Regions from separate parts of the Mus musculus genome. Here region 1 is linked to region 2. A link is a loop called in an ENCODE intact Hi-C map of the cell type or tissue named here. Cell type or tissue: gastrocnemius. All regions are shown on one strand.

Region 1 (8,000 bases), 210 kb after region 2:
TTGGTGAAAGAAGCTCAGGCAGTCCTTATGACAATATCTAAAGATCTGGTGTTATAAATAATTGGTATGATAGCAGAATGTTTTAAAATAAAACAGAAACAGTATACAGTCCCTAGAGGAGAGAGTGTGATGAATTATCAGGAAAGCTGCAGATTACTTTGAGACAGTCGTCTCAAATGTATTAGAGGAACACTAACAATCTGGTGCCCCACGTATTGATTTGAACTCAACAAACCTGAGATAATAGTTCACTGCCCAATCCCTGAAAAGGGCTTGGGCAGTGACATAGACTACAGCAGTGTGGGTTGGAAACTGACTTGAGTCTGAGTGGCCTACAGAGAACGACAGAGAGGCTCCCTCCCCCAACTCCTAGACATGGTTCCCTACAGCTCCTCAGCCTGGAGCTGTAGGGAACACAACTGCCTTCGAGGTAGTTTTTGGGAAGACACAGTGAACTAATAGGGGAATCTATGCTTGAGAGAGCCTTTCTGTGTTCACTTCTCTGTATCCTTCGCCCCCACTTACCTCCCCCACCTTCGTGTCTAGGACAGCCAGTCTGGATCTCCTGACTGCTTGTTGATGCTGCAGATTGCCTACAATTGGCACACAAGCACATGATGCCAGCTGCAACCCAAACCAGGGACACAGACGACCACATGGATCTTTCTACATTCAGCCCCTTCCTATGCATAAAGAATTGTGAAGGTAAAGCTACAAAGGGCTTCGGGCAACATCATTTTTTGACATAAAAAAAGATCTATAACCTTTTGATACTTAAAGACACAATACATATCTTTTGGGCTTTACCTGATGATATTTTGAATGGTTTGACAGGGATGAATTTAAAGGAAATAGACTCCTTATCATTTATCGGTATTTATTTTCTTGATTTACTATGTCTTTTCAAAAGACTGGAACCTAGATAAAAAATTCCTTGCCTTAGAAAAGAGATTACAAGTAACACTAGAACTAACTAAAGGTTCAGAATTTCATAGGTCTAGAACTAAAGGTTCAGAATTTCATAAGTCAAAATAAGCAACAGAAAGAGGACAATGAGGCTTGGAGACAGAAGCTGGAAGAGATGCTAGAACAGAAATTTCTGAAGTTCATAGATGAGTCTGAGCAACAGAGAGATAAAGTTAAGACTTGGCAACATAGTCTAGTGTTGTATGCCAGGCCTCCACCTACTTGAACCGGGTACACCTGGGAGGCAGGTTGGGGCTGAAAAATAATTAGATGGCAAGAGAGATAATGAAGCCAAGACGATTCCCTGTTCAAGGCTCACCAGTTTACTAAGAGAGTGTGCTTATAAGGGGGAAGGCCAATCCCCCACCAGTCCATTCTTGGATGTCAGGAACCAGCCTTTTTGGGACATGCAGGATAGGATGTTCCTCCGGAATATTTCAGGGGCCTCTCAGCAGGTAGCACTGTCTTGGAGGAGAGCAGTGGCAGGTGACAGAACAATAGAGCCATCTAGGTCAGAAGGCACCACCCTAGGTAATCTCCTTACTGGCAGCAAGATCAAAGTCTGGTTCAGCCTGCTTCAGGGCTGAGGGAGGCTACAGTCTAGAGGATAATTTATTAAAGCTAGCAAATCAAAATAAGGCAGATGCTGCAATATTAGAATTACAACCTAAAGAGAAGCTCAGATTATGGAAACAGTTTAGAACACAAAATACAGGACAATATAGAACAGTATGAACAACAGAAAGAGAAGTTTACGACATGGCAACATGGCCTAGAGGAAACACTAGAATTGAAGACACGGGAAATTATGGACCAAAATAATAGACAAAAAGATGAAAATGGACTAAAGGATCAGGATTTCATAAGTCAAAATAAGCAACAGAAAAAGGAGAATGAGGATTGGAGACAGGAGCTAGAAAAGATACTAGAACAAAGGATGCAGCAGCTCACAGATTAGACTCAGCAACTGAAAAAAATAATGAGAATTTGAAGTCAGACTTGGAGAATAACCTTTTAAAATTAATCAATCAAAATAAAATAGCGATTGATTAAGGAAGCAGGTAACCCGGCCAGATACGGGGCTCAAGTCCCTTCCAGCCGGCCCACTGCAGCACCATGGTCCCTGGCCTGGGGGAGTCTGCGGACACCCCCAAGGATCCACACAGGATCTGCCACGAGATCCTAAGACCTCTGGTGAGTGGAACACAACTTCTGACAGGAGGCAGGTTCAAACACCAGATTTTCTGGGCACCATCCCTGCAAGAGGGGAGCTAATGCAGAGAGTACTCTGACCACTGAAACTAAGGATAGAGCTAGTCTCCCAGGTGTGCTGATAGAGGCTAACATAATCACCTGAGGAGCCAGCTCTAACCAGAGACAACTATAACAACAAGCTCCAGAGAATACAAGATGGCAAAAGGCAAACGTAAGAATCCTACTAACAGAAATCAAGACCGCTCACCATCATCAGAACGCAGCACTCCCACACTGGTCCTGGGCACCCCAACACAACTGAAAAGCTAGACCCAGATTTAAAAGCATATCTCATGATGATGGTAGAGGACATCAAGAAGCACTTTAATAACTCACTTAAAGAAATACAGTAGAACACTGCTAAACAGGTAGAAGATCTTAAAGAGGAAGCACAAAAATCCCTTAAAGAATTACAGGAAAACACGACCAAACAAGTGATGGAATTGAATAAAAAAATCCAAGACCTAAAAAGGGAAGTAAACACAATAAAGAAAACCCAAAGTGAGGCAACGCTGGAGATAGAAACCCTAGGAAAGAAATCTGGAACCATAGACGCGAGCATCAGCAAAAGAATACAAGAGATGGAAGAGAGAATCTCAGGTGCAGAAGATTCCATAGAGAACATTGGCACAACAATCAAAGATAAATGCAAAAAGATCCTAACTCAAAACATCCAGGAAATCCAAGACATAATGAGAAGACCAAACGTACGGATAATAGGAGTTGATGAGAATGAAGATTTTCAACTTAAAGGGCCGGCAAATATCTTCAACAAAATTATAGAAGAAAACTTCCCAAACCTAAAGAAAGAGATGCCCATGAACATACAAGAAGTCTACAGAACTCCAAATAGGCTGGACCAGAAAAGAAATTCCTCCTGTCACCTAATAATCAAAATAACAAATGCACTAAACAAAGAAAGAATATTAAAAGCAGTAAGGGAAATTGGTCAAGTAACAAATAAAAATAGACCTATCAGAATTACACCAGACTTTTCACCAAAGACTATGAAAGTTAGAAGATTCTAGGCAGACATCATAAGGACCTTAGGAGAACACAAATGCCAGCCTAGGCTATTATACCTAGCAAAACTCTCAATTACCATAGATGGAGAAACCAAAGTATTCCACGACAAAACCAAATTCACACATTATCTTTCCAGGAATCCAGCCCTTCAAAGGATAATAACAGAAAAGAAGCAATACAAGGGCGGAATTCATGCCCTAGAACAAGCAAGAAAGTAATCCCTCAACAAACCAAAAAGAAGACAGCCACAAGAACAGAATGCCAACTCTAACAACAAAAATAAAAGGAAGCAACAATTACTTTTCCTTTATTTATCTTAATATCAATGGACTCAATTCCCCAATAAAAAGACATAGACTAACAGACTGGCTACACAAACAGGACCCAACATTCTGCTGCTTACAGGAAACCCATCTCAGGGAAAAAGACAGACACTACCTCAGAGTGAAAGGCTGGAAAACAAATTTCCAAGCAAATGGTCTGAAGAAACAAGCTGGAGTAGCCATTCTAATATCGGATAAAATCGACTTCCAACCCAAAGTTATCAAAAAAGACAAAAAGGGACACTTGATACTCATCAAAGGTAAAATCCTCCAAGAGGAACTCTCAATTCTGAATATCTACGCTCCAAATGCAAGGGCAGCCACATTCATTAAAGACACTTTAGTAACGCTCAAAGCACACATTGCACCTCACACAATAATAGTGGGAGACTTCAACACACCACTTTCATCAATGGACATCTTGGAAACAGAAACTAAACAGGGACACAGTGAAACTAACAGAAGTTATGAAACAAATGGATCTGACAGATATCTACAGAACATTTTATCCTAAAACAAAAGGATATACCTTCTTCTCAGCACCTCACGGGACCTTCTCCAAAATTGACCATATAATTGGCCACAAAACAGGCCTCAACAGATACAAAAATATTGAAATTGTCCCATGTATCCTATCAGACCACCATGGCCTAAGGCTGATCTTCAATAACAACATAAATAATGGAAAGCCAACATTCATGTGGAAACTGAACAACACTCTTCTCAATGATACCTTGGTCAAGGAAGGAATAAAGAAAGAAATTAAAGACTTTTTAGAGTTTAATGAAAATGAAGCCACAACATACCCAAACCTATGGTATCCCGAGCTTATCCCCGTCCCGCGGGAAATAAACACAGGACACACCAGATTCTTCCACGGTTAACTTTTACTTCTATATCATATTGAGGTAGACAAAGAAAGCTCAGAAAGTGTGTGGCTTAAATACTTTTGGTGACGTGTCTAAACTAGGACTGGTAGCAACACCCATGATCCTCATGCACCCTGGGGATAGGTTAAAGCCCCCAGGGGTTGGGCAAAAGCCTCAGAGACGGACTGGTGACTTTGGCTGGCTGTGCTCTCGCAGCTGCGCACAATGAGGTTTAGCACCATCTAGTGGCGGCACGTAGATTGCAGCCCTTTACACTATGGGACACAATGAAAGCATTTCTAAGAGGGAAACTCATAGCTCTGAGTGCCTCCAAAAAGAAACGGGAGAGAGCACATACTAGCAGCTTGACAACACATCTAAAAGCTCTAGAAAAAAGGAAGCAAATTCACCCAAGAGGAGTAGACGGCAGGAAATGATCGAACTCAGGGGGGAAATCAACCAAGTGGAAACAAGAAGAACTATTCAAAGAATTAACCAAACGAGGAGTTGATTCTTTGAGAAAATCAACAAGATAGATAAACCCTTAGCTAGACTCACTAGAGGGCACAGGGACAACATCCTAATTAACAAAATCAGAAATGAAAAGGGAGACATAACAACAGATCCTGAAGAAATCCAAAACACCATCAGATCCTTCTACAAAAGGCTATACTCAACAAAACTGGAAAACTTGGATGAAATGGACAAATTTCTAGACAGATACCAGGTACCAAAGTTAAATCAGGATCAAGTTAATGATCTAAACAGTCCCATATCCCCTAAAGAAATAGAAGCAGTCATTAATAGTCTCCCAGCCCCCCCCCCCAAAAAAAGCCCAGGACCAGATGGGTTTAGTGCAGAGTTCTACCAGACCTTCAAAGAAGATCTAATCACAGTTCTGCCCAAACTATTCCACAAAATAGAAGTAGAGGGAAGTCTACCCAACTCATTCTATGAAGTCACAATTACTCTGATACCTAAACCAGAAAGATCCAACAAAGATAGAGAACTTCAGACCAATTTCCCTTATGAATATCGATGCAAAAATCCTCAATAAAATCCTCGCGAACCGAATCCAAAAACACATTAAAGCAATCATCCATCCTGACCAAGTAGGTTTTATTCCAGGGATGCAGGGATGGTTTAATATACGAAAATCCATCAATGTAATCCATTATATAAACAAAGTCAAAGACAAAAACCACATAATCATCTCATTAGATGGGGAAAAAGCATTCCACAAGATCCAACACCCATTCATGATAAAAGTCTTGGAAAGATCAGGAATTCAAGGCCCATACCTAACCATGATAAAAGCAATCTACAGCAAACCAGTAGCCAACATCAAAGTAAATGGTGAGAAGCTTGAAGCAATCCCACTAAAATCAGGGACTAGATAAGGCTGCTCACTTTTTCCCTACCTCTTCAACATAGTACTTGAAGTCCTAGCCAGAGCAATTCCACAACAAAAGGAGATCAAGGGGATACAAATTGGAAAAGATGAAGTCAAAATATCACTTTTTGCAGATGATATGATAGTATATATAAGTGACCCTAAAAATTCCACCAGAGAACTCCTAAACCTGATAAACAGCTTCAGTGAATTAGCTGGATATAAAATTAACTCAAACAAGTCAATGGCCTTTCTCTACACAAAGAATAAACAGGCTGAGAAAGAAATTAGGGAAACAACACCCTTCTCAATAGTCACAAATAATATAAAATATCTTGGCGCGACTCTAACTAAGGAAGTTAAAGGAATTCATTCTATGAAGCCCCAATTACTCTGATACCTAAACCACACAAAGATTCAACAAAGAAAGAGAACTTCAGACCAGTTTCCCTTATGAGCAGTGATGCAAAAATACTCAATAAAATCCTTGCAAACCGAATCCAATAACACATCAAACCGATCATCCATCATGATCAAGTAGAATTCATCCCAGGGATGCAGGGATGGTTTAATATATGGAAATCAATCAACCTAATCCACTATATAAACAAACTCAAAGACAAAAAACACAGGATCATCACATTATATCCTGAGAAACATTTGACAAAATCCAAAACCCCTTCATGATAAAAGTCTTTGAAAGATCAGGAATTTCAGACCTATATCTAAACATATTAAAAGCAATATACAGCTAACCAGTAGCCAACATCAAACTAAATGGAGAGAAACTCAAAGCAATCCCACTAAAATCAGGCAGTAGACAAGGATGCCCACTTTCTCCTTATCTATTCAATATAGTACTTGAATTCCTATCCAGAGCAATTCAACAACATCAAGGGGATACAAATTGGAAAGGAAGAAGTCAAAATATCACTATTTGCAGATGATATGATAGTATATATAAGTGACCCTAAAAATTCCACCAGAGAACTCCTAAACCTGATAAACAGGTTCAGTGCAGTAATTAGATAGAAAATAAACTCAAACAAATCAATGGCCTTTCTCTACACAATGGATAAACGGGCTGAGAAAGAAATTAGGGAAACAATACCCTTCAAAATAGTCCCAAATAATGCAAAATAGCTTGGTGTGATTCTAACTAAGGAAGTGAAAGATCTGTATGATAAAAACTTCAAGTCTCTGAAGAAAGAAATTGAAGATCTCAGGAGATAGAAAGATCTCCCATACTCATGAATTGGCAGGATTAATATAGTCAAAATGGCTATCCTGCCAAAAGCAATCTACTGATTCATTGCAATTCCCATCAAAATTCCAACTCAATTCTTCAAAGTTAGAAAGTGCAATTTGCAAATTTATCTGGAATAAAAAAAACCTAGGATAGCAAAAACTCTTCTCAACAATAAAAGAACCTCTGGTGGAATCACCATGCTTGACATTAAACTGTAGTGCAGAACAATTGTGATAAAAACTGCATGGTACTGGTACAGTGACAGACAGGTAGATCAATGGAATAGAATTGAAGATCCAGAAATGAATCCACACACCTATGTTCACTTTATCTTTGACAAGGGAGTTAAAACCATCCAGTAGAAATATGACAGCATTTTCAACAAATGGTGGTTGCACAACTGGTGGTTATCATGTAGAAGAATGTGAATTAATCCATTCTTATCTCCCTGTATAAAGCTCAAGTCTATGTGAATCAAAGACCTCCACATAAACCCAGAGACATTGAAATTAATAGAGGAGAAACTAGGGAAAAGCCTCAGAGATATGGGCCCAAGGGTAAAATTCCTAAACAGAACAACAGTGGCTTATGCTGTAAAATCAAGGATTGTCAAATGGACCTCATAAAATTGCAACGCTTCTGGAAGCGAAAAGAAACTGCCCATAAGACATAAAGTCCACCAATAGATTGAGAAAGGATTTTTACCAATCCTAAATCTGACAGGGGACTAATATCCAATATATTCAATGAGCTCCAGAAGCTGGACTCTAGAAATTCAAACAACCCCATTAAAAAATGGGTTAGAGAGTTAAACAAAGGATTCTCAACTGAGGATTACTGAATGGCTGAGAAAAACCTGAAAAAAATGTTCAACATCCTTAATAATCAGGGAAATTCAAATCATAACAACCTTGAGATTC
Region 2 (8,000 bases):
TCTGAATTCAAGGCCAGCCTGGTCCACAAAATGAGTTCCCGGATAGCCAGGGCTACACAGAGAAACCCTGTCTACAAAAAAGGGGTTGGGTAGGGTGGGGTCAGGGATCTGCAGTTAGGTGGGCAACTTGCTCTCCAGTCACGTGTTCACCTCCTTCCCCTCCTCACCTTGGTGACGTGGAAAAAGTAATTCTGCTTCACTAGGTAGGTTTTTGCTTGCTTGTTTGTTTGTTTACCTTCGCTTTATTTTTGGTATCAAAACCTAGGAATGGGGCTGGAGAGATGGCTCAACAGTTAAGAGTACTGACTGCTCTTCCAGAGGTCCTGAGTTCAATTCCCAGCAACCACATGGTGGCTCACAACCACCTGTAATGAGATCCGATGCCCTCTTCTGGTGTGTCTGAGGACAGCTACAATGTACTCACATACATAAAATAAATAAGTCTTAAAAACAAACAAAAGAACCCAGGGATGAACTCGATTATACCCTTCAAAAGACAGTTTTAGCAGGGTGTCATTACTGTCACATTCATATCCTGGCTATCAGTGAGTCCTTGTGAGACTGAGTGACAGCCCTGTCATTCTACTTTCCACCATGTTAATTAGGCCCATTTGATGGCCAGTCAATAAAAAGACTTGGTACATGTCTTAGGGTTTTATTGCTGTGAAGAGACACCATGACCATAGCAGCTCTTGTAAAAGACAACATTTCATTGGGGCTGGCTTACAGTCCAGAGGTTTAGTCTATTATTGTCATGGCAGACCATGGTGGCACATGTGGGTAGACCTGGTGCTTGAAAAGAAGCCAAGAGTTCAACATCTTGATTCGAAGGCTGCGGAAGGTAGGCCTAGCTTGAGCAAGTTAGACCTCAAAGCTTGCCCCCACAGTGGCACACCCTTCAGCATAGCTTCACTTCCTAGTAATGCCACTCCCTTTGGGCCAAACACTCAAACAGGAGTCTACCCTGTAGACTGTACACAAACTTGGTCACTGAAGTGGGTGGTTCTGATGCTAAAGTCCTGTTCCCCAATTGGTTCTTGATTTGTCAGTAAAGAAAGCTAGAGGCCAATTGCTGGACAGAAGGTATAGGTGGACTTCCCAGGTCCCAGGAGGAAAAAAAGGCAGATAGATGCAGGGAAGGAGAAAGTGTCTTTCTGCTGTGTTTTAGAGGAAGAAGGACACAACAACCATGTGAGCTCTCAGGGGAGCCGCCAAGGATGTTTAATAGGGGCTCGGTGGGACTAGTTACTAAATTTAGGGCAGGTGGAGAGATGGTGATAATTGGTTAAGTGGATGCTTTTCCAGGCAGGAGATATCTGTGCCCAGCAATTGTGCCCAGAAGGTAAGTTGTAAAGTAACAAGCTGTGTGTCTTTATCTGAAGATTCAAGGGAAGCTCAGGGGAGGACATGTCCTGGAGCTAAAGGGGGTTAAAGCAAAAGGGAAGCAATAGTGTGTGTGTGTGTGGGGGGGGGTGTTTGGTAGCCCTTCTGGGTCCCCGGATTAAAAGGCACTTAAAACTACACTCAAACACTGAAACTTATAGAGGAGAAAGTGGGGAAAAGCCTTGAAGATATGGGCACAGGGGAAAAATTCCTGAACAGAACAGCAATGGCTTGTGCTGTAAGATCGAGAATTGACAAATGGGACCTAATGAAACTCCAAAGTTTCTGCAAGGCAAAAGACACTGTCTATAAGACAAAAAGACCACCAACAGACTGGGAAAGGATCTTTACCTATCCTAAATCAGATAGGGGACTAATATCCAACATATATAAAGAACTCAAGAAGGTGGACCTCAGAAAATCAAATAACCCCCTTAAAAAATGGGGCTCAGAACTGAACAAAGAATTCTCACCTGAGGAATACCGAATGGCAGAGAAGCACCTGAAAAAATGTTCAACATCCTTAATCATCAGGGAAATGCAAATCAAAACAACCCTGAGATTCCACCTCACACCAGTGAGAATGGCTAAGATCAAAAATTCAGGTGACAGCAGATGCTGGCGAGGATGTGGAGAAAGAGGAACACTCCTCCATTGTTGGTGGGATTGCAGGCTTGTACAACCACTCTGGAAATCAGTCTGGCGGTTCCTCAGAAAATTGGACATAGTACTACCGGAGGATCCAGCAATACCTCTCCTGGGCATATATCCAGAAGAAGCCCCAACTGGTAAGAAGGACACATGCTCCACTATGTTCATAGCAGCCTTATTTATAATAGCCAGAAACTGGAAAGAACCCAGATGCCCCTCAACAGAGGAATGGATACAGAAAATGTGGTACATCTACACAATGGAGTACTACTCAGCTATTAAAAAGAATGAATTTATGAAATTCCTAGCCAAATGGATGGACCTGGAGAGCATCATCCTGAGTGAGGTAACACAATCACAAAGGAACTCACACAATATGTACTCACTGATAAGTGGATACTAGCCCAAAACCTAGGATACCCACGATATAAGATACAATTTCCTAAACACATGAAACTCAAGAAAAATGAAGACTGAAGTGTGGACACTATGCCCCTCCTTAGAAGTGGGAACAAAACACCCATGGAAGGAGTTACAGAAACAAAGTATGGAGCTGAGATGAAAGGATGGACCATGTAGAGACTGCCATATCCAGGGATCCACCCCATAATCAGCTTCCAAATGCTGACACCATTGCATACACTAGCAAGATTTTACTGAAAGGACCCAGATGTAGCTGTCTCTTGTGAGACTATGCCGGGGCCTAGCAAACACAGAAGTGGATGCTCACAGTCAGCTAATGGATGGATCACAGGGCTCCCAATGGAGGAGCTAGAGAAAGTACCCAAGGAGCTAAAGGGATCTTCAACCCTATAGGTGGAACAACATTATGAACTAACCAGTACCCCTGAGCTCTTGACTCTAGCTGCATATGTATCAAAAGATGGCCTAGTCGGCCATCACTGGAAAGAGAGACCCATTGGACACGCAGACTTTGTGTGCCCCGGTACAGGGGAACGCCAGGGCCAAAGGGGGGGAGTGGGTGGGTAGGGGAGTGGGGGTGGGTGGGTAAGGGGGACTTTTGGTATAGCATTGGAAATGTAAATGAGCTAAATACCTAATAAAAAATTGAAAAAAAAAAAAAAAAAAAACTACACTCAAGTCACCTGAGTTTCATCTATGAAACCTATATAAAGGTGGATGGGGTGAGCTGATGTCACATGTATTGTGGCAGGCACATACTCAGTAATGGGATGTATATGGTACTTACTTGAGATTAGCCTGGGCTGAGTGAGCAAGTTCCAGACTTGTCTAGCTATACAGTGGAAACGTGTCTCAAGAAAAGGGTGGTAGGTCACAGTAGGGTCTCAGATATAGGTCAGTGGTAGCGCATGCTCAAAGATTGGGTTCAATCTATCATGTGGACACACTTGTGGGGTAAAGTTTCTCCAAGTTTCAAGTGCTTGACTTGTGTCCAGCAGGTGGCACTATTGGTAAGTGGTGGAAAGTAGGTGGGGCTCAGTTGGAGAAAAATGTCTCCCTTGAGAGGGAAAGACATGACTTTGAGAGATTTGCTGCAGACTCTTCTTTCCCTGTATCCTGGCTGCTACCTTTGTGGAAATGACACAAACTAGAAGAGTGCACCGGATTCCATTACAGATGGTTGTAAGCCACCATGTGGTTGCTGGGATTTGAACTCGGGACCTTTGGCAGAGCAGTCAGTGCTTTTAACCACTGAGCCATCTTTCTAGCCCATTTCTAAAATTCTCACACTGCTATGGTTTCTCAAAGTAGTCAAACTCACATGTGCTTTCTGTTTCTGGGATTAAACACTTGTGGAGGAAAGGGTTACTTTGGCTTATAATTTCCGGTCATGATCTATTATTGAGGGAAGTCCTAGAAAGAGCCAATGAGCAACTGCTTGCTGGATTGCTCCCTGGCTCTGTGTGTGTGTGTGTGTGTGTGTGTGTGTGTGTGTGTGTGTGTGTGTGTGTGTTTAGGACACAGGATAACCTCACATGTGATTCCTCTGGTCCAGTCAGTCCTTTTTTTTTAATTTATTTTTTTATAAAGACAGTGTCTCAGTAGCCTGAAAGTTACTGATCAGGTTGGTTGATCCAGTCCCAATTTCAGGGTTTATTTGCTTTTGAGATACTCTCAAGCCAGAGCTGGGTTGAGTTTCACTATTTAGTCCAAACTATAACCAGAGTTCACCCTTACCTGGCAATACATGCTTTTCAAATGTGCTTATTTTTTTTATTTTAGTAAAACTCATCACTAAAATTTTTCTTATTTTGGTTTTTTGAGACAGGGTTTCTCTGTGCAGTCCTGGCTGTCCTGAAACTCACTCTGTAGACCAGGCTGGCCTTGGACTCAGAAATCCACCTGCCTCTGCCTCCCAAGTGCTGGGATTAAAGGCATGAGCCACCACTGCCCGGCTAAACTTTTTATTATTTACTTTAATGTGCACCATGTGTATTCCTGCTGTCCACAGACTCCAGAAAAAAGAATTGGCATTGGTTCCCCTCCTGCCTACCCTCTGCAAACTGGAGTTGTAAGCAGTTGAGTAACCTATGTACATGCTCAACATTTTTATTTTGTTTTGTTTTTCCATACAGGGTTTCTCTGTGTAACAGTCCTGGTTGTCCTGGACTTGTTTTGTAGACTGCTGGCCTCGAACACATAGAGGTTACACAACCCCGCTGTGGCATATGCTCAAATCTTCAGTCTTCATATGTATTTTAAATGTATCTGTCAAAATTAAGGACTTTGGGGGGCTGGAATGATGGCTCAGGAATTAAGAGCTCTTTCAGAGGACCCAGGTTCAATCCCACCACTCACAGGACAGTTCATAATTAACTGAAACTCCAAGAACTGACACCCTCACACAGACCTACATGCAGGCAAAACACCAATGCACATAAAATAAAAAAATAAATGATTATTTTTTAAAATGTAAGGACTTTTTGTTTGTTTTTTTCGAACAGGGTTTCTCTGTATAGCCCTGGCTGTCCTGGAACTCACTCTGTAGACCAGGATGGCCTCGAACTCAGAAATCCACCTGCCTCTGCCTCCCGAGTCCTGGGATTAAAGGCGTGCGCTACCACACCCGGCTTATTTTATTTTATTTTTGTTATGTTTCTTGTTGTCTGCCAATACCGTCATCCTGTTTCCAGTTGTCAACGTCTAGTTAAACCTCTTTGTAGATCCTATCAAGATATCAGAGATAAAACAGGTGGTCTCCGTCCAGGACCCCTTTGGGGCGGAGTCGGGGAGGAGCAGGCGGCGCGCGTGCGCAGATAACACTCTCTGTCGGCCACCGTAGCTCGCGCTGTCACGTGGGAGCCCAGTAGTTATGGCGGCCGTCAGGAAGCCTGTACTGCTGGGACTTCGAGACACGGCGGTGAAGGGCTGCCCCAAAGGGCCCTCCGCCTGGACCTCTAGCAAGCTGGGTGGCGTTCCGGTGAGTGCGGCTGCGATGTCTTGGCGGGGCCGCGTGGAGGGTGTCCGGGCGGGAGCGGCGTGGGTCCCGGGGGTCTGAGCTGCAGCCTGCTCCTCAGGACGCCCTGCCGGCCGTTACCACTCCGGGGCCGCAGTGTGGCCGCTGCGCACAGCCGCTCACGCTCGTCGTGCAGGTGTACTGCCCGCTGGACGGCTCCCCGTTCCATCGGCTTCTGTACGTGTTCGCCTGTGCTCGTCCAGGCTGCGGCAACAGCCAGACGCGCAGGTAGGCGGGGAAGTCCTGTCGTGAAGTCTGGTCCCAGGACGGGGCGGGATGGGGCGGGATGGGGCGGGCCGAGGCGGGCCGGGTGACACTCGGTGGGGCTGGATGTCCAGGGTGGAGCCCTCACTGTGTCTGTCTTGCCTCTAAGCTGGAAGGTGTTCCGTTCCCAGTGCCTGCAAGTGCCAGAGAAAGAGACTTGGAACGCGCAGGTAAAGCGATTCTGATTGGCACACTATGTTTTTCAATAATTTGAGGATCGTTTACAGCAACTTGTCTCCCCTCTCTAGCCCAAGCTGGCCTTTAACTCTCATAAATTTGTTGGCTTAAATCTTCCCTAGTCCTGTGATAACTGCTATGAATCACCACATCCTATTTAAGACAGCTAAAAAGAAGATTTATTTATTTACTGTATGTATGAGTGCTCTATCTGTATGTACACCTGCATGCCAGAAGAGGGCATCAGACTCAGTATAGATGGTTGTGATGAGGTTGTTGGGAATTGAGTTCAGGACCTCTTGAAGAGCGAGCCTTCTCTCAGTCCCTTAAGACAGTTTTTTAAAAGATTGCTTTTGGAGGCTGGAGTGATGTTTCGGTAGCTAAGATTGCTTGTTGCTCTTTCAGAGGACTCAGGATCAAATTTCAGCACTCAGGTGGCAGTTCAAAATTACCTGTAACTCCAGTTCCAGGGGTTCCAATGCTTTCTTCTGGCCTCACTGGCACCAAGCACACTGTGGTGAACAGACATACATGCAGGGAAAACACCCATATACGTGGAATAAAAGTGAATCTAGGCCAAGTGGTGGTAGCACGTGTCTTTAAGCCCAGCACTCGGGAGACAGAAGCAGGTGGATTTCTGAGTTCAAGGCCAGCCTGGTCTACAGAGTGAGCTCCAGGACAGCCAGGGCTACACAGAGAAACCCTGTCAGGAAAACAATTGTTTAAGTGTGTGCTTCACACGTGTGTGTCAGAGCCTTTGAGGCTGGAGTTACAGGTGTTTTGAGAGCTGCTTAATGTAGGTGCTGAGCCATCTCCCTGCCCCTAATACCAAACTTTTAAACATGCTTCTTTGCTGCCGTGGAATGAACTTTAGTCTTTCAGAATCATCAAATGCTATTCCCTCAGTTTTCTGGCTTTTTCTTAAGATTTTACTTTTTTTTTTTTAAGTTTATTTATTATTACAAATAAGTACACTGTAGGTGTCTTCAGATGCCCCTGAAGAGGATGTTGGATCTCATTATGGGTGGCTGTGATCCACCATGTAGTTGCTGGGATTTGAACTCAGGACCTTCTGAAGAGCAGTCATTTCTCTTACCTGCTGAGCCATCTCGCCAGCCCCCAAGATTTTACTTTCCAGTTTACATATATGCATGTGACCATCAGTGCAGGTGTCTGTGGAGATAGTGGATCTCCTGGGCTGCCTGATATGGGTGATGGGAATTGAACCTAGTCCTCTGGAAGAGCAGCCAGTACTCTTAAATACCAAGTCAAGTATAATAGTTTATACGAGAGACATGTAGTTTACTGATTTTCTCATTTGAATAAATATAGGTAAGTGTGTGTGTGTGTGTATATATATATGTGTATATATATATATATTCATGTATGTGCATGGCACACAAGGTTGTGTGAAGTAGAAAAATGCTTTTTTGTTTATTTGTTTTTTGTTTTTTAAGCTAAGACATTTAAATCTTTACTAGCTAAATTGATAGCCTCAGGGGGAAAGTCCAGCAAGGGCTTGTGGGAGCACATCTCGGAACTGACCCATCTGCTAGGCTACCTCCTGCAGGCGGGATACTTAGGTGTGGTTTGATGAGTGCGTGCTCCCCTTGTCACAGAGCCTGGCATGCTGTCTTTGTTTATCTGTGTTTTCAGAGCAGCTCTCTGTCTCTCTTGTATATTTCTGTCCTCCCCCCACCCCCTCTCTGGATCCATACTTCAAGGTAGCCTGGAAATTCATGTCACTGGGGCTGACATCACACTCATGGCCATCATGCTGCCTCAGCCTCTCCAAGGCTGATAGGAGCTACCGTGTCCAGCCTGCTTCATGGCATTGCTCTCCATTACACTCTTGTCTCTTAGGCGGACCTGAGGAGCTAACCACTGAATACGTCTAATCTAACAGCCCAGCTGCTAAGGAGCCTGGGAAATGTAGTCCTTTCCTTTTTTTTTTAGTCCCAATAATACATAAAGTACAACAGAAAGATTGTGGGACAGATGGGTAAAGACACCTGGACCTACATGTGCCACATTGCCCTGGAGCAAAAGAGACAGTGTTTTTTATTTTTTTGGATTTTTGAGACAG

The links. Hi-C counts contacts between places; a loop is a spot of excess contacts. Peaks named below come from ENCODE experiments on the same cell type or tissue, not always from the same donor. Only the 100,000 strongest peaks of a DNase experiment are listed, where the experiment ranks them.
Region 1: it touches region 2 in a loop (8-fold over the local background); 8 of 42 quality-filtered maps call a loop at or near these places.

The regions. Positions count from the first base shown.
Region 1 is chr7:33,979,161-33,987,160 of GRCm38, reverse strand. No RefSeq gene overlaps it. Among named protein-coding and RNA genes, the nearest start is that of Scgb1b26-ps, 24 kb to the right of the region's middle. In gastrocnemius, a CTCF peak has its summit at 4,695 (motif pointing left); a DNase peak (open chromatin) is centred at 4,682.
Region 2 is chr7:34,193,973-34,201,972 of GRCm38, reverse strand. Pdcd2l (programmed cell death 2-like) reads left to right here and starts at 5,303. Exons shown (of 7, transcript NM_026549.4): 1 at 5,303-5,437; 2 at 5,535-5,701; 3 at 5,847-5,907. The coding sequence starts at 5,330. Gpi1 (glucose-6-phosphate isomerase 1) reads left to right here. Exons shown (of 18, transcript NM_008155.4): 18 at 1-646. In gastrocnemius, CTCF peaks have their summits at 3,453 (motif pointing right) and 6,135 (motif pointing right); DNase peaks (open chromatin) are centred at 3,434 and 5,280; H3K4me3 peaks cover 1,927 bases; H3K27ac peaks cover 1,808 bases.